Regions from separate parts of the Homo sapiens genome. Here region 2 is linked to region 1. Evidence: read pairs that join two places in POLR2A ChIA-PET (ENCODE). Cell type or tissue: CD4-positive, alpha-beta T cell. All regions are shown on one strand. Each heading gives the region's core, and the rest is flanking DNA. Links, peaks and the distances in the headings are about the cores only.

Region 1 (11,412 bases), core at 4,310-9,309:
TCTCCACCTGAGGAGGCTCCGCCAGCAACACTCATTTAAGTAAACTGAAATAATTGGCATAGAGGAGTACAACCTGTGGAGTCCTAAATGTCTGTGAGGCAGTTGCTAGACTGCACCCTCATTTTTCCCCCAGGAAAGGGCAGCTGGGATGAGAGCCAGAAGGAGAGAGAGCTGCCCCAACCTTTGAGAAGCCAGAGTCTGGAGTCCAATTTCCCAAAGAAGCAGAGTTTTTTGTGTGAGGCAGCACAAACCCCACACTGAATACCAGCAAAGTTCATTTATGAAGTGAAGTTGGGACTCAGCTGGCTTTAGTGGGCCAAAGGGAAGCAACCCCATTCTCTTCACCATACACCCTTTTCCTGCATTTATTCATTCACCAAACCTTTTGATCCACAAATAAACTACAAGTTCTGAGAGGTTCAAAGATGAGTCAGATTTGGTCCGTTGAGCTCCAGGGGGAGAAATGCAGTGAGGGAAAAGATTTGTAAAACGACGTACAATATGAAGTGATAAGTGCTAATAACAGAAGTACAAAGAGAGGGGCCAATGCAAAGGAACAATGCTAGTAGCTTCCTGGAGCAGCAGCCACTGCGGGAGCTGAAACATTCCTAATCTTCCCAAGGAAGGGCACCACCCAAAACAAATTTCCTGGCCAGGACCAGCCTATGGTAAACGAGTATGCTTTGATACCCTGAAGCCCTTGAGATCAAGACCTTATAATCTGGAGGCTCAACATAAGGAATGCTTTCTACATATGTGCCAGTAATCTCTAGCTCTATGATGCAAATAAATCTAAGGAAGCAAGAGACTTTCAGGGGATGAACCCCTTAAAGGATGGAAGTAGTCGTGCATCCTATCCTTCCGTCAGAACCCAGCAGATCATTTCCCTAGTTATAGAAACATTTGAGTCTTTACCCCTTGCCATATTGACAAAGCTCTTAATTGGCTTGACCTATCACATTGCTAGATATAAAGGCTACAATCCCTAGACTAAGAAGTAGGTCTCCAGTTGAAGTAGGGAGTCTCAGTCAATGTAGGCAGAGTACAAGACCCTACAGCCTGCTCTCTCACCTGCCATCGTACAGACCAGCTTTTAGGGGAGCCAAGTTGGGATACTCAATCCCAACTTTTTTCCTTCTCTTCCATCTCACATACAGGAAACCTTACGAGAGAGGATTAGGGGCCTGAAAAAGCTGACAAGACGGCAAATATGGGAAGTGGAGCCAGTGCTGAGGACAAAGAACTGGCCAAGAGGTCCAAGGAGCTAGAAAAGAAGCTGCAGGAGGATGCTGATAAGGAAGCCAAGACTGTCAAGCTGCTACTGCTGGGTGAGTGAGATGGGAAGATGAGCCAGAGAAGGCAGGGGTCCTTCCTACTTTCCTGAAGGGTTGGTGGGTTCTACCTCACCCCATGGGAAGGAAGGGTGGCAGGTCATTTTTCCTCTCCTCTACACAGTCTGGCTAGGGGATCAGGAGATCTAGAGCTGAGTTAATATGGGGCCTAAACAGCCACCCCAAGGGGATCCAGAATGCCAAGGCTATTCCAGAGTTTTTCTACTCTTGAGCGAGGAATAGTGCAAGGGCCACCATGAACCCACCCATTTCCAAATCTAACCAAACCTAACACATCCTTTTGGCTTCAAGGACCCTGGACTTGCAGACTGTACCCAATCTGCAGAGAACTCTAAGCCAAGAAATCAGAAGAGAACAGGACCTTCCCTCACCAACAGGCTCACAAGTCCCACCATACAGTCAGTGCCAACAGTACCAGAGATAGTCCCACTGGTTTTTGCCAAGTATAGTGGTTCCTTCTTGCTTTCAGTAAAAACTTTGGAAGTAGGGGGCTCTGAGGAAGGAGGAATGGTGTCTTTATGTACAGCAGTCCCTTCCTGGCTCTCTATTCAATAGCTGCCTGCAAAGCTCCTGCCAGATGGAAGGTTCATCAACTTGATGAGCTCCTAAGCAGATCACTGGTCTGTGCTGAGAAAATAAAAGCACCTCAATTTGTCAGGGAAATTGATCACAGCTGTAAATAAAACCAAGACAAGAACATTTGAGACACGTGGCTTAGGAAAACAAACCACTGGTACCACAGAAGTAGGGTAGCTGGAGCAGGTAGGGTCTACGTAGCAGAAGATTAGATGCCTGAGCTGGGTTTCCAAGCCCCCATAAGGGATCTGGGAGCTGACGCACTAGGCTAAGGCACCTTCTTTTCCCCCAGCTGATCTGTGGCACAGTCGTAAGGACACACTAAAGGAGCATATCTTTGTAAGCTGGACCAGACTCTAAGGAGCCCAGGAGGTTACGCAGGGGGAAACAGAGATGGTGGGGCCACTGAGAGATCTTTTAAGCCTAAGCAGATTTCTTCTACATTCAGGATAAGCTGCTTAGAGGGAACAAGCACAAGCGAAATAGGAGGAGTTCGAGGCATTAGGGTAGTATAAACTCAGTACTAGAAGGTATGAGTTTTTGATGGAGAGAGCAGAGTGTGAATGAGGACATTAGGACACATTAGTCAATAAAGGGAACCCACTTAGCCCCATCCAAGACCAGGTTGAGCAACATGGTGAAAACCTGCCTCTACGGAGGGGCGGGGGGAAATGGCCGGATGCAGTGGCGCACGCCTGTAATCCCAGCGCTTTGGGAGGCCAAGATGGGTGGATCTACCTGAGGTCAGGAGTTTGAGACCAGCCTGGCCAACATAGTGAAACCCCATTTCTACTAAAAATACAAAAATTAGTCAGGCATGGTGGCATGCGCCTGTAGAGTCCCAGCTACTCAGGAGGCTGAGGCAGAAGAATTGCTTAAAACCCAGGAGGCAGAGGTTGCAGTGAGCCAAGATAGCACCACTGCACTCCAGCCTGGGAGACAGAGCAAGACTGTCTCAAAAAAAAAAAAAAAAATGTAGTCGGGCATGATGTCGCACACCTGGAATCCCAACTACTCAGGAGACTGAGGTGGGAGGATCACTTGAGCCTGGGAAGTCAAGGCTGCAGTAAGCCGAGATTGTGCCATTACACTCCAGCCTGGGCTACAAACCTGAGACCCTGTCTCAAAAAAAAAAAAGGGAACCAGCAAGGTGATGAAAATATAGTTATTTTGGTGAAATGATCCAGCTCTCTCCAATCCTACCCCAAGATCACTCTCCTGAGTCAAAAATAGGCAGAGAGGAGAAATGTTAAAGGACTCCCCCTGAATCTGTTAGTGGTTTTCAACAGGAAGATTTTGACTGCCAGTGGTCATTTGGAAATGTCTGGAGACACTTTTGGTTGTCATAACTAGGGAAGTGGGATGCTATTGGCCTCTAGTGGGTAGAGGCCAGGAATGCTGCTGAACATCCTACCATGCATGAGACAGCCCAAACTAAATAGTACTGAAGTTAAGAAACTGCTCTAAATCCAGGTTGAATGGCCTGAGCTCAAGCCTGCCAGAAATTGAGGGCAGCAGTCATCCCTATGTATTCTCCCCTAACAAGACCCCCAAGCAAGCAGTGGCTCTGACTTCTCCCAGGCCATCTCCTGGAAGGCTGAGGAGAACTGGTGGAAATCGAAAGCATAAGCATTTTTCCTTCCAGGTGCTGGGGAGTCAGGAAAGAGCACCATCGTCAAACAGATGAAGTGAGTAGAAACAAAGCCCCAAAAGACAAGATAGGGTGAAGAAGTCAGTACAGCCAGTGGAGGTATTCAAAGTGAAAGGCTCTTTAGCCTCAAGGAGCCCAGGTATAAAGGATCTGATTCCAATGCCCCTCATCTGTACCCCTTGTCCCTCACCCTCCACTTTGAGAAAGCAGTAGCAACAGAGAGATAGGATTCTTATGATCCTTTAAATACCCCCAAATTCCTAATCCCTTAGGTCTGGTTACTCAGGTCCAGCTAAAGACAGAGTGTCTGCCCCTTGCAGGATCATTCACCAGGATGGCTATTCACCAGAAGAATGCCTGGAGTTCAAGGCTATCATCTATGGAAATGTGCTGCAGTCCATCCTGGCTATCATCCGGGCCATGACCACACTGGGCATCGATTATGCTGAACCAAGCTGTGCGGTATGTGATTACTATTATGTGGTTAAGGGTGGAAGCAGAAAGGCTAGCAAGAAGAAACATACCAGAGGCCAACAAACTATATGGAAAGATGGGTAAGAAAAATAGTAACTAAAATCCCACCTGCTGGGTGGGATCTCACTGCTAGGTGTACTGTGTATACCATCTCAAGGCCCTTTACCCATCTACGCAGTAAGACCTTAAGGTAGACGGTACCTTTCTAATTAGCCTCATTTTACACATGGAAAAACTGAAGTTCAGAGAAGTTAATTAACTGCCCAAGGTCATGTAGATAAATAGCAGAGACTGCATTTGCATTGGGCTGCTTGACTACAAAGCTGAATATTTTTCATAATACACCACAATTATGCAGTCCTGGAGAAGTAAGCAACATCCACCCTTATTTTTACTGGGACAGGGTCTTCCTCTCTTACCCAGGCTGGAATGCAGTGGTGTGATCATGGCTCACTGCAATCTCACCCTCCCAGGCTTAAGTGATTCTCCCACCTCAGCCCCAGTAGGTGGGACCACAGGTGTGCACCACCACACCCAGCTATTTTTTAAAATTTTTTTGTAGAGAAGGGGTCTTGCCATCTTGTCTAGGCTGGTGTCAAACTCCTGGCCTTAAGCAATCCTCCTGCCTCAGACTCCGAAAGTGTTGAGATTACAGGTGTGAGCCACCGTGCCTGTCCTCAAGCCCTACTTTATAACACATATTTACAAAATAAAGCTGCTCACAGCTTCCTCTGCTTTTTTACTTTACCATTTAAATTGCTACCCTTGGGTTCCTGGCCATGGAACTTTTGTAAGTGAAATCCCTACTTCTAGTACTGGACTTTTTCTAGCTTTCAATCGCTGAAGAACAAAGGTGATGGGTCCCTGTCTTCTATCTTGTCTATTTCATGGTCAATCTGGCCTTTACATTTTCAGTCTCTCTGCAGCAGAGGACCCACGTTTTGTGGCGGTAAACTTTCAGACTAAGGATGGAAGCCAGAAACTCCAGAGAGGAAATACCTGGGACCCCTGCCCCGCTTTAGACACACCCCAGGGCTGGGTATAGTGCCACCCTCTGCATCTGGGGAGCATACTCAAAAATTCAACAGTATGTTTTCTTACATAGAATCTTCACTGGATACTGCTTCCATCTTAGGTCTTCGTAGTAATGTAAAATGATTTCCATTCAGCAGTATTCCCAGAAGCCTCCTGGAAAGCTATTACTCCTGTGAAGTTCTTAACCAGGTTTCTGCATTACAGGATGACGGGCGACAGCTCAACAACCTGGCTGACTCCATTGAGGAGGGAACCATGCCTCCTGAGCTCGTGGAGGTCATTAGGAGGTTGTGGAAGGATGGTGGGGTGCAAGCCTGCTTCGAGAGAGCTGCAGAATACCAGCTTAATGACTCCGCATCTTAGTAAGACTGACTGGTGAGAGGGTGGGTTGATGCTTAAGCAATCTTCTAGCCAGTCTTCTCTCTGGTTGGGAGAAACCTCACCCAACCCAAAATTTCAGGCATTGAAAGCTGGAGACCCAGACTGAATTCAGCCTGTGGATCTGTTTTGTTAGGCTTCAGCAATGTTTTGAATTTAATGCTATGGGGAGATCTGCCACAGTTGTCATGACTTTCTATTGCTTTACACTGGCTCACTACAGCCTACAAGGCTGAAGATGCAAAATTCAAAAGACGTGTTCTGCCTAGTAGCCCTCAGCCCTGTTCTCTTAATTGAGGTGTACACTAAGCCTCTCCTTCCAGAACCCTAAGATAGCCCTGCAGTTCTGTCATACACTCTCGCAGGAGTAATGTGATTCATGATGGCTCTTTCAGGGCAGAATTTTCTATCTGGTAATCTAGGATCTACTTAGGCCACTAAGCAGAAATGAGTCTCCTACACCTAGAGCATCTTATGTCACGATGCCAAGGCAGGGGACACAAACTACAAGGGCAAACCAAGGGAAGGTGGTCAGGAATTAGTACCATCATTGCAAAGCTGCTTCCAAAAAGCTAAGGGACATAATTTATCAATCCTACCTCAGACAGTATGGGATCATAGACAAGTATGGGCTTCAAAGTCAAACCTGAGTTTATTTAACCTAACCATCTGTCTCCTAATCTTGTAATAATGCTATCACTTACTGTTCCCGGAGCACTCAAAGCCCAGTCACTGCTAGGTGTACTGTGTATACCATCTCAACGCCCTTTACCCATCTACGCAGTAAGACCTTAAGGTAGATGGTACCTTTCTAATTAGCCTCATTTTACACATGGAAAAACTGAAGTTCAGAGAAGTTAATTAACTGCCCAAGGTCATGTAGATAAATAGCAGAGACTGCATTTGCATTGGGCTGCTTGACTACAAAGCTGAATATTTTTCATAATACACCACAATTTCTCTTGACCCTAGCCAAGTATTTAACTCTTCTGAATTTCTCCATCTGTAAAATGGGGATATGAAACTTGATGGCTTAGGAGTTTAAACGAGAATCTGAACATTAAAATGCCTGGCATACAATAGGCACTTGTGTTACTTGTACTTCCCTCCTCCTCTCAGTCATCTCAGTTCACATCTGCCTTCCTCTTGCCTTTTTTTTTTTTGGAGACGGAGTCTCGCTTTGTCACCCAGGCTGGAGTGCAGTGGCGCAATCTCGGCTCACTGCCAGCTTTGCCTCCCGGGTTCACGCCATTCTCCTGCCTCAGCCTCCCAAGTAGCTGGGGATACTGGCGCCCGCCACCATGCCCAGCTAATTTTTTGTATTTTTAGTAGAGATGGGGTTTCACCGTGTTAGCCAGGATGGTTTCGATCTCCTGACCTTGTGATCCGCCCGCCTCGGCCTCCCAAAGTACTGGGATTATAGGCGCGAGCCACCGTGCCTGGCCACCTTTTTTTTTTTTAAAAAAAATAACTTTTTCTTTTTTAAGGTAACTTTCAAACATACAAAAGTAGAAATAACATAATGAATTACCTTCAACAGTTATCAACTCATGGCCAATCTTATTTCTTTTTACCTCCATTCCCTACTGGATTATTTTGAAGCAAATTCCAGGTATCATTTCATCCTAAAAATGTCATTATGGATCTCTAAAATATTGACCCTTTTTATAAAAAGAATATAATCACACCCAAATAGTTAACAATTCCTTAATAGCATCAAATATCACCAAGTCGGTGTTCAAATTTCCCCAGTTATCTCAAATGTTTCCTCCCCAGTTTGATTCAGGATATAAACAAAGTCCATGTGTTGCATTGGTTCATGTCTTTAAAGTCTCTTTCAATTTACTGCCTCTTGATGGAACTTTTAGCACCCACTAAATCTCATTCAAAAATCTACAAAAGCTTGCAGTCAGGGCAAACCCAAGGAAAACTTATCTAACTTGATTTAAATGCGCTGGAACTCCAGCCTCAAATGGGCTTGTCCCTCAGTCCATCCCCCATTTCCTCTAGTTAATGACATATGAAGGTTTGAAGGAAAGAATCCTAAATTTAACAATATGGCTTCTAGTCCTGATTTCTATCACCAAATTAGCTGTGTGACTTTGGGTAAGATACCTTTTACGTCTCTTAGCCTCGTCTGTGGAAAATTTGTCATTGATGCTAATCACTTTTCTCTAGCTACCTGAACCAATTAGAACGAATTACAGACCCTGAGTACCTCCCTAGTGAGCAAGATGTGCTCCGATCCAGAGTCAAAACCACGGGCATCATTGAAACCAAGTTTTCCGTCAAAGACTTGAATTTCAGGTAAGTGCATGGTTCCCTAGGGCATCTCGGATACACGTGTGGAATCCTGAAAAGGGGCACAGGCAGGCTTCTTGGCCTTTGGTGAAGCCTAATCTAAATTACTGTTCTGCTTCTCCCCCTTTTCCTCTCCCACTTCACGGGGTGACCATCAAAGGCATATAGGTCGTATGTTGGGCATACCTATGAAAATAGCTGCTTCTTCCCTCAGGATGTTTGATGTGGGAGGGCAGAGATCCGAGAGAAAGAAGTGGATCCACTGCTTCGAGGGAGTCACCTGCATCATTTTCTGTGCAGCCCTCAGTGCCTATGATATGGTGCTGGTGGAAGATGACGAAGTGGTGAGTGGCCTTTGCATCAAGCAGCTTTGGTAGAACAAGTTCTCCCCATGACCCTTTCTCTAAGCCTTGTGTCACTCTACTGCCCCAACTTAGGTAATTTCAGTCTAGCAGCCCTCCAGCAGACCAATCAATGTCTCATGCAAATAATTCTAAAAAACAACTTCTTCTGCAGGTTCTAGATTAGCATTTTAGAGCTCCAAATTTACTGACAGTGAGCTTGGTCTCAAATTAGACATCTAAGTATCACTTGGACATCACAAAGCTCATAAGAGGAATTGAGTGCAAAGAGATAAGGGACCATCAACTAGGCAAAGCAAAGGAGTTACACTTAGTACTCTCCCAAATTGCCTAAGGAAGGAGATGAAAATGACAGAACAGAGAAAATAACATATGATATGAATCTTCATTGCAACATAATAGAAGGGTTGAGCTAGTAACCCCACTTAGGAGGCTAAAAATGTACTGTCCGTAGGAGTTTAAGGAGAGACTGGCAGACCAGCTTTCTCTCATGCCAATTAAATTGGCAGCTGGAAGACTACCCAAGAGTGGTTCTCTTTAGCCTGTAGAATTCTGTAGGACAGGAGTTCTATAGGACAAGTGTTAGAGCCCAGCCAGTTTCTGAATTTGGGAAAGGTTAGAGGTGAGAAAAACGTTAATTTCACCCAAGCATCTGCTTTCTGAATTTGGGAAAAGTTAGAGGCGTGAAAAACGTTAATTTCACCCAAGCATCTGCTCACAAATGGAGGTCCACACCTTGCTGATGACCTCTGAATTTGGGAAAGGTTAGAGGCGTGAAAAATGTTAATTTCACCCAAGCATCTGCTTACAAATGGAGGTCCACAGCTTGCTGATGAAAGGGATACTCCTATCCCTTGCCACAGCTTGTTCTCTTCCCTTCCCTTTGGTAGTTTTAACTTCACATTAGAGCACTCTGAATATCGTCTAATCAAAATGTCTTACAGAGCTATTCACTTCCCATCTTTAAGCCTAAAGATTACAGTCTATGAGACTTTCCATCTTTAACCCTAAAGTCTATGAGTCTATGAGGTTTATTAAAGTCTATGAGACATTAATAAAACAAGTCTATGAGACCTTAAAGGGTTGTACAGGAGTATTATGGGGAAAAAGCCACAAATGGGATTGTTCTTGCTTTATTAGATAAGTAGACTGAACGCAAGTCAGCTGATAGTATACTTCAAAACCCTAAAGACCTGCTCCCTAAAAGCAAGCTGGGCTGGGGCAATGGGCAGCCTCTGCAGATATGCAGCCCGACTTCTCGCTAAGTAGCAATCAGAGAAGGAAATGAGAGAGCAGAAATGCTTGTGGTATGGCACTGGGAAATTCTCTAACTCTCACCATGTGGCAGCAGGACCAAAGTAGCCCAAACTGAGATCTGGGACCCCATGAAAGAAGCCTATCAAAATCATCCTGGAGATGCATATGGGCACATGCTAACTTGGGCCTGTTTCAACCCATTATCAGCACTACTTATAAAATGTCAAGTTCTCAGTTGCATCCTGGCTGCTAAAGATCTGCATAACACATTATAGACCTATATGCCAGCCACTATCATGGACAATATACATACACAATCTCATTTAGCTTTCATTGTAACCCTATAAGATAGGAAAACAGACTCAGAAAAAGCTCAATAATTTTCCACAAGTCACACAGCTATTAGAAAGATAGGGAACTAGAATGATCCCACATCTCTCTGGCTTTACTCTGGTACATTGAGATAAGCTGTTCTCTGTCTTGCTTTTTACATTTGGAGCACTGGTCTCTCCAAGGGGAACAAGAGCAGGAAGTAGGTAGATATTCTATAAGCCAAATCTGATATTTCCAATGGTGTTTCCTCTTACTAGAATCGTATGCATGAGTCTTTGCATCTGTTCAACAGCATATGTAACCACAAATTCTTTGCGGCTACTTCCATTGTCCTCTTTCTCAACAAGAAGGACCTCTTTGAGGAAAAAATCAAGAAAGTCCATCTCAGCATTTGTTTTCCAGAGTATGATGGTAAGTGTCAGGGGCTGGAAATAATAATAATGCCTTTTAGTAGAGACTGGCAATTGTCTCATTTTTTAGGCCAAGATGACACAAAGGAACTTAAGGGAGAACCTTGGGCACAGTTACAGGGTTTAAATTCAGATACTCTGGAATACAGCAGGCATTAGATGCAGGAGAGCCACTGACTTCATATGATACCTACTGAAAACCAAAGGTGGAAAGACACCTCTCCTCAATTTCTTTTCAACTAAAGTGAGAAACACTGGAGTGCAATAGAGAATCTTCCCTCCAAAAATAGGCCCCCAACTGCTGTTGTCTAATAACATTTCAAGGATCAAGTCAATCACCTAAAGTGAGTCAGCAACTAACAAGGGTTCATTTATTCTACTTTTTCACTATTTTTCTGGAAAACCAGGTAACAACTCCTATGATGATGCGGGGAATTACATAAAGAGCCAGTTCCTTGACCTCAATATGCGAAAAGATGTCAAAGAAATCTACAGTCACATGACCTGTGCTACAGATACACAGAATGTCAAATTTGTGTTTGATGCAGTTACAGATATTATCATCAAAGAAAACCTCAAGGACTGCGGCCTCTTCTAATCCTCACCATTCCTCAGGTATAAGTTCTATAAACAGGCTTGGAATCTGGGTAATTAAAAACAGAAAATTATAGTCAATATACCATGACATGAAGAATGAATCCATTCTTTGGAGATGGAGTATACATGACTGCAACTGTATTTCATACGTTCTTTTCAAAGTGGGATAGCTATTGCAGCTTAAAGAGCACAGGCCAGTAGTTAGAAGACCCCCCAGGTTCCAGTACTGGTTTTCCAACTTAATACAAAACTGTGAATACTTTATTTCTGAGTCTTGAGTCTTTCAACTATAAAATGAAGATGACTTCCCTACCTACTTTACAGGGTTATTCTGAGGAGCACGAACATAACTGAAGGGAAGGCACATAAAAACTGCTTGTGCAGGCCAGGCACAGTGGCTCACGCTTGTAATCCCAGCACTTTGGGAGGCCAAGGTGGGCAGATCACGAGATCAGGAATTTGAGACCAGCCTGGCCAACACAGTGAAACCCTGTCTCTACCAAAAATACAAAAATTAGCTGGGCATGGTGGCAGGCGCCTGTAATCCCAGCTGCTCGGGAGGCTGAGGCAAGAGAATTGCTTGAACCCGGGAGGCAGAGGTTGTAGTGAGCCAAGATCACGCCACTGCACTCTAACCTGGGCAACAGAACTGTCTCAAAAAAAAAAAAAAAAAAAAAAAAGCCTGC
Region 2 (11,412 bases), core at 2,851-7,850, 420 kb after region 1:
CTTCGAAGACTTCTGAAAACAAGATAGAGACACCTATCTCTAATCTTTCATAGATTAGTTTATTTCTTGACATGTTCTCTTTATAAACACCCATCGACTTCTTTGCATGCTGCAGAAGATGGGTCAGAGCTCTATGATGTAAAGGCCTTACCACCAACAGAGTCAAAGACTAGATGCTCAAGATGCTCTTTATATTGTCACTTTTTTTTTTAGATGGAGTCTTGCTGTGTTGTCCAGGCTGGAGTGCAGTGGCATGATCTTGGCTCACTGCAATCTCCGCCCCCTGGGTTCAAGTAATTCTCCTGCCTCAGCCTCCCGAGTAGCTGGGATTACAGATGTGTGCCACCATGCCGGGCTAATTTTTGTATTTTTAGTAGAAACAGGGTTTCACCATGTTGACCAGGCTGGTCTCGAACTCCAGACCTCAGGTGATCTGCCTGCCTTGGCCTCCAAATTGCTGGGATTACAGGCGTGAGCCACCATGCCCAGCCTCTTTTGTAACATTTGAAATGAACTTTCCAACTGCTAATTGTGGCTTGTTGCAATTTAATCAAGTGCAGTGGTGGGATTAACCTTTGCATTTCTGCCTTTGAATTTTGGATCTGAAATATTTGCAGCAGCATGAAATGGCTGATGGTGACAATCTTTCCTTATAAAGCATTTCATGTTACTTTCTTTCATACTGTCAGCAAAGAGACGTGTGGATGAACTAGAAACAGTTGATTTTATCCAGCCTCTAGAAAACAAGCGACAAATGCAGTGATTGCTGAAGACTGCTTTTTCAAGCAAGGGAAAAAAACCTTTCCTTCTGCATATTTCTGGGGTTTTTTTTGTTTGTTTTGTTTTTTGCTTTTTTGTTTTTTTTTTTTTTTGAGACGGAGTCTCACTCTGTCGCCCAGGCTGGAGTGTAGTGGCGTGATCTCCGCTCACTGCAAGCTCCGCCTGCCAGGTTTATGCCATTGTCCTGCCTCAGCCTCCTGAGTAGCTGGGACTACAGGTGCCCGCCACCACGCCCGGCTAATTTTTTTGTATTTTTAGTAGAGACAGGGTTTCACCGTGTTAGCCAGAATGGTCTCGATCTCCTGACCTCATGATCCACCCACCTAGGCCTCCCAAAGTGCTGGGTTTACAGGCGTGAGCCACCGCGCCTAGCCTTCCTCCTGCATATTTTTAAATAGACTCATTTTGAGGAAATAAAGGTCAGGTAAAAGAACACCTTATTTTATTTTATTTTATTGATTTTTTATTATTTTTCTGAGATGAAGTTTCACCTTTTTGCCCAGGCTGGAGTGCAATGGCGCAATCTCAGCTCACTGCAACCTCCACCTCTCAGGTTCAAGCGATTCTCCTGCCTCAGCCTCTCGAGTAGCTGGGATTACAGGCATGCACCACCACGCCCAGCTAATTTTTTTGTATTTTTAGTAGAGACGGGGTTTCTCCATATTGGTCAGGCTGGTCTCGAACTCCCCACCTCAGGTGATCCGCCCGTCTCGGCCTCCCAAAGTGCTGGGATTACAGGCGTGAGCCACCGCACCAGGCACCCGGCAAGAACACATTATTTTAAATATCTTTATTTTCTTAAGTGTTTATAATCCTGATTATTTAATTTTAGGGGAAAAAGTCCTCAGGGAGAATAATATGTAAAAACCTTTGAAGCTCCTCAACCCCCTGCTACCTGAAGGATTTCTGGTTTTCTCCTGTGTCTGTCTCTGGCTTCTGATCCATGGGCCTCCCCCATTCAATTTTCACCCTGTCAACTGGTATACCTTACCTGGTTTCCACAGAGACTGAGGGTAAAGTGATGGAAGTATTTCAGCCCTTTGGAAGTGAAGCTTGGCCCTCCAGCAAGAGTGACAGTGTTTGCCAAAGCGGAGAAGTTGTAGTTGAAAGTCCTGGTCGGAGTGTTGCGTGAGAAGGTGCAATCGTTGTAGCACAGAGAGTGGATCTGAGGGGGAGAGGGACGGGTCGGGCCAGCTGGTCAGGAAGGGCCTTGAGGGCCTGCAGCCAAGAGTAGCAGTTTTCTCCCCCGTCTGGTCCCGCCCAAATGGGGTCAAGAGGAGGAAGAAAGGATTAGGAGTGGCTAGTAAAAGAAGTGAAACAGGCACTAGTGGGATTTATGTACATTTGCCATTCAATTATTAGCACATATATGATGGACAAACCTAAATCTGTTATTGTTCAGAAGGGAGTTTGGACAAATTCTATAGCCTTATAACCCTGTGCCTAGATTATAGAAGCCTCTCAAGACACAAGAGGATCCTTTTTACTTTCCAGCAGAAGACAATGAGGCACTAACCAGAAAAGGGTATCTGAGATGGGAGAAGAGAAACTTTTCTTGCTCCCTCCTCACCCCCTCACAGTGCAAAACTCACTGAACTCTGCTTCCTGTTTCTCAGGTTCTCTGTAGGAAACTGAACTCCGAAAGGGGCTTTTCTTCCCATAAACCCATTCATTGCTCTGTTTTAGGGTCACCATTCAGCGGTAGCCGCACACAACTGTCATTCCCTCCCACAGCAGCAGAGGGAGCTCCAGGGAAGGAAGGTTGTGGCAAAAGTCCAGGGTACCCGAAAGAGGTTGCCAGGAGTCTGTAGAATCGCTGCACTTATTGCACAGATGAACTAGGCAACGTTTGCAGAGTACATATTGATAGTGCTTTACAGATGTATGTGCATGTAGTTGTGATCAGTAAAATGCAAATTCATTTAAAAGCATCGATTAATATCTAAAAGCTTTTAGTCATAAGTACTTCTCAGATGCAGAAAGTACATGGGGGCAACAACACTGCTTATCCACTTTATTTATTTATTAGTTTTTTAATGTGCCTTTATTTTTATTTATTTTTTTAATTAGAGACAGGGTCTTGCTCTGTCACCCAGGCTGGAGTGCAGTGGCACAATCACGGCTCATTACAACCTTGAACCCCGGGGCTCAAGTGATCTTCCCACCTCAGCCCCCTAAAGTGTTGGGATTACAGATGTGAGCCACTGCACCCAGCTTTTTTCCACTTAGGAAAGGAATCCTTATACTTGTAAAGCTGAGAAGCCACTGGGATAGAAGACAGCAATGCCAGTTATCATATGTCCCAGCAATGGTTGGGTTTCTATCTTTCCAAAGAAGGGGCAGATTTCCATAATAACAGGCTGGATTGAACATTTTTGAATATAAGCCACAGGCCTCACCCCACTGTTCCTTCCCTTTAGGTCTCTGCACAGATGCCAAATAACCCTCTGGACCAGACAGTCACCAACCTCTCTTACCTGCCAACTAAAGAGGAGACTTGTCAGTGACTGAGTCCTGGACCCTGGAAATTAAGCCCTGCTAACCCTCCACAGTCACAGCCTGGATGGGTGTCCTCCAGGACTCCAACCTAGGAGTATGCTAGGGGGAGCACTCGGGTATCAGCCTCTCAAGAACCCTACCCAGGACCCAGCATCTTCTGAGGTCATCCAAGCAGAGGGTCAGGTTTAGGATGCATGCCAGACTACAGGTACCTTGTTGTTCTTGGTCCCTGGACCACAGGGCACACAGGCCTGGACACCATAAGGCTGGTGGGCTTTCAGAATTGTGTTAGTGGGGCAGGAGTGGCAGGTTCCTGAATCTCGGTCAATATAGTAACCAGCAGGACAAGAGGTGCAGGAGGAGCCCACATCAGAGGCTTCTAGGGCACAGGGACGGCAGTAGGAGGCCACACCATTCATAACATTGGTGACATTGATGGAGTAGATCTTGGCAACGTCATTGGTGTACTTCCTGCTCTGGAGACAAGGAAACAAGAGGGGAGAGGGGAGAGGCCTGAGACAGCAGCAACAATTGAGGCCTCTAGAAAGAGCAAGGTACTTAATCTTCTATCCTGTGATACTTAAGAAGAATCTGAGAAGCATCTGACTCTTTTTACTCACTTACCAGTAGCTCTTCGTGTGCATTTGATGTCATTTTAAAATGAGACTGAACCATTTATAGGACATATAAAAATGTTAAGTACCATGGGGAAAATATAATATATACAGTTTTATGAAAAAAGCAAGTCTTTTCCTTATAAAAGAGAAAAAAATGTACTTGTGCAGAAACAAACAGTGTATAGGAGATTGTCCAGATGTTAACTGGTTTATCTCTGAGTAGTAGGATTATGGCTGATTTTATTTCTTATTTTTGTTTATTTTTATTTTCTGTGTCTTCTGCAATGAGCCTGTATTCCTTTGAGTTAAGAAACTAAAACCAGAGTTGTTATTATTAAAAACAACAACAAGTCTGGTAACACATGTATCAGGGCAGGGACTACAAGGAGGGCCAACTTATTTCTTATGGTGTCATCTTTCCAGGAAGTCAGCTGGACAAGACTAGGTGGTCCTCAGAGGGCTGGGTTAGGCAGTTTTCTGCTTGACCCCCTGAGATCCTTCTAACCCTCAGATTCTGAACTTCACACTCATACTTAAGCTAATGCTAGGAGTCCTCCTGGGTTCAGAGGGTCTCTCCTGGGGGTCTGAGGAAGGGGAGGAACTTACTGCCTCATGAAAAGTGGTCCTCTGGAAGGCCCAGGTGAAGCTCGTGGTAGTGTTCTCCTCAATGATGTAGGTATAGGACTGTTTGCCTTTGGAACCTTTCCACGTCTCCACAGGAGTGTTGGTCCTAGAATTCACACCCTGAACCCAGGACAGACAAGTGAAGCGGGTGCGATGGCCAGAGGGGAAGTGGGTGCCCATGTGGCTGCCATCCCAGGTGCCATCACGGTTGGTGAGACCCTTGTTAAACTGTGAAGTCCCTGCTGGTCAGTCTGGGCCTTTCCTCTGTGGAATCACTACAAGGGGGGGTGTCAGTCACGTGGACACACCAATGGGGCAGATGGGGCTAACCCTCCCCTGGAGGCCCTCTAGCGGGCAAAGAAAGGAAAACGTACCACCATGAAGTAGAGCTCACAGTTCACAGAACAGAGGGTCTCAAAGACAAATGTGATTCTGGCCACCTCTTTATTCTCTGTGTCTGCCATCACCGACTGCGGAGGTCTGTAGGGGCAGAAATTAAAAGTCAGTTCTAAAGGCCAGGCAGTGCTTATTGAAGAGCCCAGACAACAGCAGAGCGTCTGCTGGGGGACAGGGTTAAGTTCTGAGTATGATGGAAAGCGTGTGGACTAAATCCAATTCTGCCCTCCTAGCTATGTGACCTTGACCTAGCCAAACCACGGTTTCCTTATCTGTAAAATGGAGGTGATGAAATCTCTTTCTTACCTACCCCCCATCATCGCGGGGAGACCTGAAGGCATGACAGATGTGGCGGTCCTTTATAAAATGCTGTATCACCTCACTAGCAGAATATGGTCCACAGACCAGCAACATGGCCATCTCCCAGAGTTTATTAGAACTGCAGAACCTCAGGCTCCTCCCAGGCCCAGTGAATCAGAATCTGCATGTTAATACGATTCCCAGGCGATTCGTGTGCACATTTATGTTTGAGAAGCACGTCTATCATAAGACTGTAAATTGTTGACATTTACTCAGCAGCTGTCTCTCCAGCACTGGGGAGCTTTGCCGGGGTTAAAGGAGCAGAATTTGTGATCCAGCAAAGTCCTCCGTTTGGTCCTACTTTTGGGAAAGAGAGAGCCATGCCCAAGCGGGCTGGGGTAGTAGTGGGGATGGGGGATGAGGCAACACTTTACTATGACGATCAGATTTGCAAATTGGAAAGTACTTTTTGAATGTTATTCCAAAAAAAGCCTAAAAAGTTTGCTCACCTTGCAAACACAGGCTTCATTCATCTGGCTAGCTCTGAGTAATGTGTGTTAAGGGAAGGCAAACTGAGCAACATCCCAGGGATGGGAAGCAGGGACCTCGAAGAAGGAAATGAAGGTGTCAGACTGGCACTAGGGAAGCATATTCAGTGCCTGCTTCTTATCTTTAGAGCACATATGGGCAGAAGAGTTCACTTTGGCCTTGGAAATTCATTCACGGCTTTCCTTTTGGCTTTAGCCATTTGCCTGAATTCTGAGGACCTCCAGTTCTCAGCTTATCTCTATGCAGCTGTGTTAACCAGCGGGCTGGAAAAGCCATCTGAACCTCAGTTAGTCTTAAATCACACACTGTTTTTATGGATGAGGGGCCCGAAGCCTGAACAGGTGAAGTGACTTTTCCTAAGGTCGCACGGCCAGTAAGCGGCAAAGCACAAGTGCCCTGTCTTCCAGTCTGGTGTTCCTTCCACCACACCACACTGCCAGGAGGTGTGTGTGTGTGTGTGCGTGTTTGTTTGTTTGTTTAGTGGGAAACAAATTTCGTGTTGCCCTAGGTCTTCCTGGGATATGGGGACAAATACAGTAAGAATAATCCTTCCCAATCTTCTTGCCCCAAATAAAGATGAACTGTCTATGGGCATTTCTGACCCCATTATTTTTTATTTTTATTTTTTTTCTAATCTTAAGTGATGCTGTGAGGAGGAAGAATTTGAATAGCACGTGACTAATGGCTGGGAGAAGCTATACGGGAGAGAGAGCAGTCGGTAAATCAACATGGGCAGCAACTTGAAAAACGTGATAGCATTGGGTTACCTCGGTCAAACTGTACCCTCTGTTCTCAACTGACATTTGAAATGAAATGAAACACAACCCCGGAAGCCCTCTCCTCTACAATATTCCAAAATACGTGGGATTCGGATATGGCCAAGCTGGCCTGGACTCCCCTGGGCTTTGGATTCCTCACCTAAATCCTGGCACAACCAGAGTGAGAATCATGAAGTCATTGTCTGAGGCTCCAGCAGCTGTGTAAATGTGATCACCAGCCACCTCCCAGCCTGAAAAGGAAAGAGGAGAGTTAATGCCTTGTGCTCTTGGGTGCAAGGCAAATGTGCACCCAGATGACACTCTGGAAGGGAGGTTTGACACCATCTTTTGAGGCGCCCAGAACCACCACTGAACATGAACCGTGTTACTTATCCTGCCACTTTGGTCAAAAACCCTGAAGCTCTCAGAGCAAGACCTTTGAAGTGCACGCTCATGTTTCTAGCTCTGTTCCTTCCTCTAAAGCTGTCTTGGCAGAACATATGTCCATGAGGAGTGGAACTTTCAAGGGAATGCATGACATGGTTAGCTTATTTTTCTCAGACATCACTATTATGAAGAAATGTGAAGTTGGAAGAACTGAGGGTGTGCAGGGAGCTGACAGCTCATGGCACAGGGAGAGGCAATTACCTGTCATGCCCTTGTACTCGAAGTTGATCCCACTGAGAACGGTCGTTTCCATGTTTGTGGGCAGCGTGTTCCACCATTTGTATTCAAATCCCACAGCAGGTTCAGTCCCTGCAGGGCAGCGGGTACAGTCTGGGGAACCACAAACAAGATCCATGCATTCAGTGGGAAGGCTGCAGTCACTCTGACTGGAGCTGCTGCCACACAGACAAGTTGCAACAGTAGCGGGCAGCCCAGAAGCCTGGCTGCTGAGTACTGCTGCAGGAAGTTGTATCAAGTTGACTCAAAAACATTCTGACAATGTATTTAACTCAAGATGTAAACACTGAGCCTTCATTCCAATATGCCAACCATCCTATTTGCCCACCCCAATTTCCATTTCAAAACTTAAATGTACCTTCTAGTCTGATACATATAGTTCATATTATTGTCATATTATCATTAAATGCTTTCATTTTAACAGGTACTCAAATCCCCCCAAGGCAGCATGGCTTATAGGTTTTGGTTGTGTGGGGTTGGTCATCCCAGCCCTGTAAGCCTAGTCAGCATCTCTGCCATATGCTGGAAGCCCTGCTTTGAGGATTGGGCACCTTCAGTCCTGAGTCACATTTGCAGTTGGAGCAAGGAGGAAGGAAGGCAGCCTCAAGTATGACTCTGACCTGCAGACGAGGCCAGCCCTGACCTCTCTTCTCCTGAATTTAGTCCTCAAAGGTGGCCTGGTCCTTATTCCTTACTGCCTCCCTTGGAAGGGCAGAGTCTGCATTCAGCTGGCCACTGTTAGTGCCCACACAGCCCACCCACACAGTCGATGTGCTGCAGAGAGTGGGGTGGTGAGGAGGTTACCTGAGCCATTGGAGTAGGAACCATATGGGCAGGGCTGGCAGGTGCTGTTGTTGGTTTTGAAGAAGCCTGGGTTGCAGGGTGGGCAGTGGGTCTTCACACCAGAGGCAGGCAGCTTCACTGCCCCCTCAAGGTCCTCGCTACAGATTTTCGGCTTGGCCCATTTGTACATGAGTTGTGTCTGCAGAAATGGATTAAGCACAACTCAGCCTGTGTGAGATTTAGGACATCTTTGGGACTCTACCTTGAGGATAGGGGCTGGGGGCAGAGATCCAGATTCTGGGCCAGGTAAGAGCTCCTCTGGGGTGGGGAACTTTGTGTGGCTCACGGATGTATCCCAAGCACCTAGCCCAGTGCCTGAGTCATGGTTGTGTTCAATCACTATCTGCCAAATGAATGTTGCCTGGGTGACAAGGAATAGCTCTAATGAAGACTTTATGACAGAGAATGTGGGACCAGTTGTCTTAGAGAAAGCTCCGATTCCACTGTAGAATCTTATTGCTACCAAGGTCACAGGAAAAGCAGCTGGTGAAAATCCCAGAACACAGAAAGGCACAAGGGTGGAGGTGGCTCAGATGTCCCCCGGGGACTGAGGGGGTGGCTGAGATGTCCCCACTTATTTTTTGAGTGGTACATTCTTTGCTCTTTTATTTATTGGGTAAATCCTAATGCATCTATGTGCCAGACCTGGTGTCTCAGAGATGAATGAAACATGGCCCCTGCATTGGGTACAGAAGTGGAGATGACCCGCAGGAGACCCCGGCTGAGTCAGGGGTGAAGGTGGGCAGCTCCATTCTTCCCATGTGGCCCTCAGATCGAGTCACAGACAAAAACGTGCCCTTATAGGTTGAACTGAGGGGTTGATGAACATGATCTGTGCAGATACCATACATATGAAAAGAAGGATGAATAAGGCCTCTGTCCATATTTTTCAAGATAAGAAACAAGTCCTTAAGGAGGGACACAGACTGCCTTAACTGATGGGGAGCCCTGGGCTCCTCCTTCCCCTGCTCAGCTCGGCCCTCTTCCCTGCGGAGGGCTGCGACAGCCAGAGCCCCAGGCTTGAACCTCACCTGCCTCCTGTGAGTCTCAGGGAGAGGAGAGTCCTAGGAGCTGGCAAACTGTCTCGGGCCAGCTCTTGGAGCAGCACATTCACTGACCCCAATGGATGGGCCATCCTGGTCCCTGAGAAACAACTGAGGCACAGCCAAGGTCAGAAATGTAATCATAGGAGCCAGCTCGAGGTGTGTCCCTTGATTTTAAAATACTGTTCAGAAGACAAACTCAATCACCAGACTGAGCAGAACCAGTGCGGGAATGAGGCACAAAGCAGAAGTCTGCAAGGAACAGCTGGGGAATGCATGTTCATGCGCACTCCTGAAAGCACACGCTTCAGTGCTCCTCCTCTGAGCTGGGCCTTGGCTGTGCTGCAAGGCGGGAACACAGGCTTTGGTCTGACCCAGCATCTAAAGGCCCCGGCAGTGGTCAGGCCAAGGCAGACACCCGGGCTTTCAGGCAGCAAGCACGGTACTGACCCAGAAGGCCTTGGCGTGAGCCCAGGGAGGGAAGAGAATGGGGCAGAAGGGAGGAAAGACAGCCACATTCAGTCACATGTTATGAACAGGAGGGAGAAGAGCAGCAGGATTAATTGTCTGCCTTTTATTAGTGAGTTGGCTGAGACCAAGAAAATGAAAATAAATGTTCACAAGGTCATACAGAATACCAGACACCACAGAACTGAGTCTAAGGTGCAACTGACAAGACACAGCCATTCTCTCTTGGCTGCTGGAGAAGGGGATGATGCCCCAAATACGTGGGGGAGGTGGTGTTGGTAAGAGATGACTGTGCAAAATATTCATTGTTAAGGACCAGACTTTAACCCATGCTTAGTTAGGAAAGGGAGAATTCAGTCAGCCGCCCAGCCAGCAAATGTTTATGCTCCCTAAGAGCCAAGCATCATGCTTAGTGCTGAGTGCAGAATGCCCAACTCCTAGTTCTATCCTCTTGAGAATCTCTAGCTTAGGGATACAGACAGCTCAGCCAGATCCTTCTCCGTGCACCTCAAGCCCTTCCCTGCTCACTTACACTGTTTCTCCACCCACCTGGCCCAGCTGCCGCCTCCTCTCCTGCTGTGTCTGCTGCCTGGAAAGCTCCACGGCTCCTCCCTCATCTCCTTCAGGTCTCTGCTCAAATGTCACCTCCTGAGAGGACATCCCTACCCTTCTAAAATAGTGGCACCACCCTCCTTCATTCTCTCTCTCCTAATCCTGGTTTTTTTTTTTCCTTCCTACCACTTACTACCATTTGCTATATTATATACCCATTTGTTGTCTATTATCTCTCTCTCCACTCCCTCCCCAACAAGAGTTAAGCTCCATAAGGGCTAGATGTTCCCTCAGTTTTGTTAAGTGATGCATGCCTAGCACCTAGCACCGTGCCTGGCACAGAGTCGCTCCTCGATAAATATTTGTTGACTGTTGAACAAATGGCCTCCTCTGAGAGGCTTTCTCTGCTGCCCCCACCCCAAGTCCTGGTCGCTTCTCTTCTGGGCTCCCCCAGTTCCCTGCACATCCCTCTGGTTGCCTTGACTGGGCCCGTTTTTCTCCTCTCTCCAGCCTCTCATACAGGACTGTGAGCTCCCTGGGGGCAGGAGCTTGTTTCAGTCGTCTCTGACTCCCCAGCCTATAGTGCCAGGCCTGACATATCAGTCAGCCTCAAAAAATGCTTGTTGACTCAGTGACAGTGTAGACTAGGAGGGAAAGTTCTTTTCTGAAGCAGAAAGCCTGGAGGAAAGAGAAGCAGCAGAAACGGAACAAGTCAGACCATAGGCAGGAATCCATTCCCCGTGCCAGCCCACAAAACAGTGCCGAGGGGGTGAGCCTGAAGAGCCCCGGGAGGACATTGTGTACGGACAGGCAGGCTCTGCCGGAGTGGCTCGGCAAATAGAAGAAACCAAGCAAGAGAGAATGAAGTGGGTTTTTGAAACAGAACATATGTGCATAAACAGTGAAACAAACGCTGCAAAAACAGTTTCTGACCGGAAAATGAATGAAGAGGTCTCGTTTTGCCCCCCACCCCACCTAGCCCTAGGGTCACCTCAAAGGTCTGTGGGGTTTTAACTAGTGCCAATGTCATTGACTGCTGAAGTTCCAAATGGTGGCAAACCTCAGGGAGTGGGAGACAGTCCATCTGGGGCTAAGGGGCTCCAAGACTGTACTACCCACCTCTCCGTTGGCATCGCAGGCCGTGTGTGTGTAGAAATAATCTTTGTCTGTGCAAGCTGGGCGCACGTTACAGGAAGAAGATCCTTTCTCTAAATTGCCAAAGCAAGAAGAAATATTTGGAGTTACATAAGAAAGCTGAGCTCCTGGCCTCTTCATGGCCCTGTGACTCCCAAGTCCCTG

The links. ChIA-PET counts read pairs that join two places held together with the same protein. Peaks named below come from ENCODE experiments on the same cell type or tissue, not always from the same donor. Only the 100,000 strongest peaks of a DNase experiment are listed, where the experiment ranks them.
Region 2: POLR2A ChIA-PET joins it to region 1 with 5 read pairs; 2 of 35 experiments call an interaction of 5 or more read pairs at or near these places.

The regions. Positions count from the first base shown.
Region 1 is chr1:109,602,669-109,614,080 of GRCh38, reverse strand. It overlaps GNAT2 (G protein subunit alpha transducin 2), which reads left to right. Exons shown (of 9, transcript NM_001377295.2): 2 at 1,158-1,328; 3 at 3,574-3,616; 4 at 3,900-4,041; 5 at 5,293-5,450; 6 at 7,645-7,773; 7 at 7,982-8,111; 8 at 9,977-10,130; 9 at 10,537-10,990. The coding sequence starts at 1,211. The coding sequence ends at 10,727. Among named protein-coding and RNA genes, the nearest start is that of MIR197, 9.5 kb to the right of the region's middle. RefSeq lists a silencer at 7,988-8,188. In CD4-positive, alpha-beta T cell, for the core only: no CTCF peak of the experiment used is centred there; a DNase peak (open chromatin) is centred at 6,600.
Region 2 is chr1:109,184,954-109,196,365 of GRCh38, reverse strand. It overlaps ELAPOR1 (endosome-lysosome associated apoptosis and autophagy regulator 1), which reads right to left. Exons shown (of 22, transcript NM_020775.5): 8 at 11,233-11,321; 9 at 8,012-8,189; 10 at 7,172-7,300; 11 at 6,684-6,774; 12 at 4,895-5,000; 13 at 4,503-4,640; 14 at 3,492-3,755; 15 at 1,772-1,945. Among named protein-coding and RNA genes, the nearest start is that of SARS1, 23 kb to the left of the region's middle. RefSeq lists an enhancer at 2,242-2,451. In CD4-positive, alpha-beta T cell, for the core only: no CTCF peak of the experiment used is centred there; no DNase peak of the experiment used is centred there.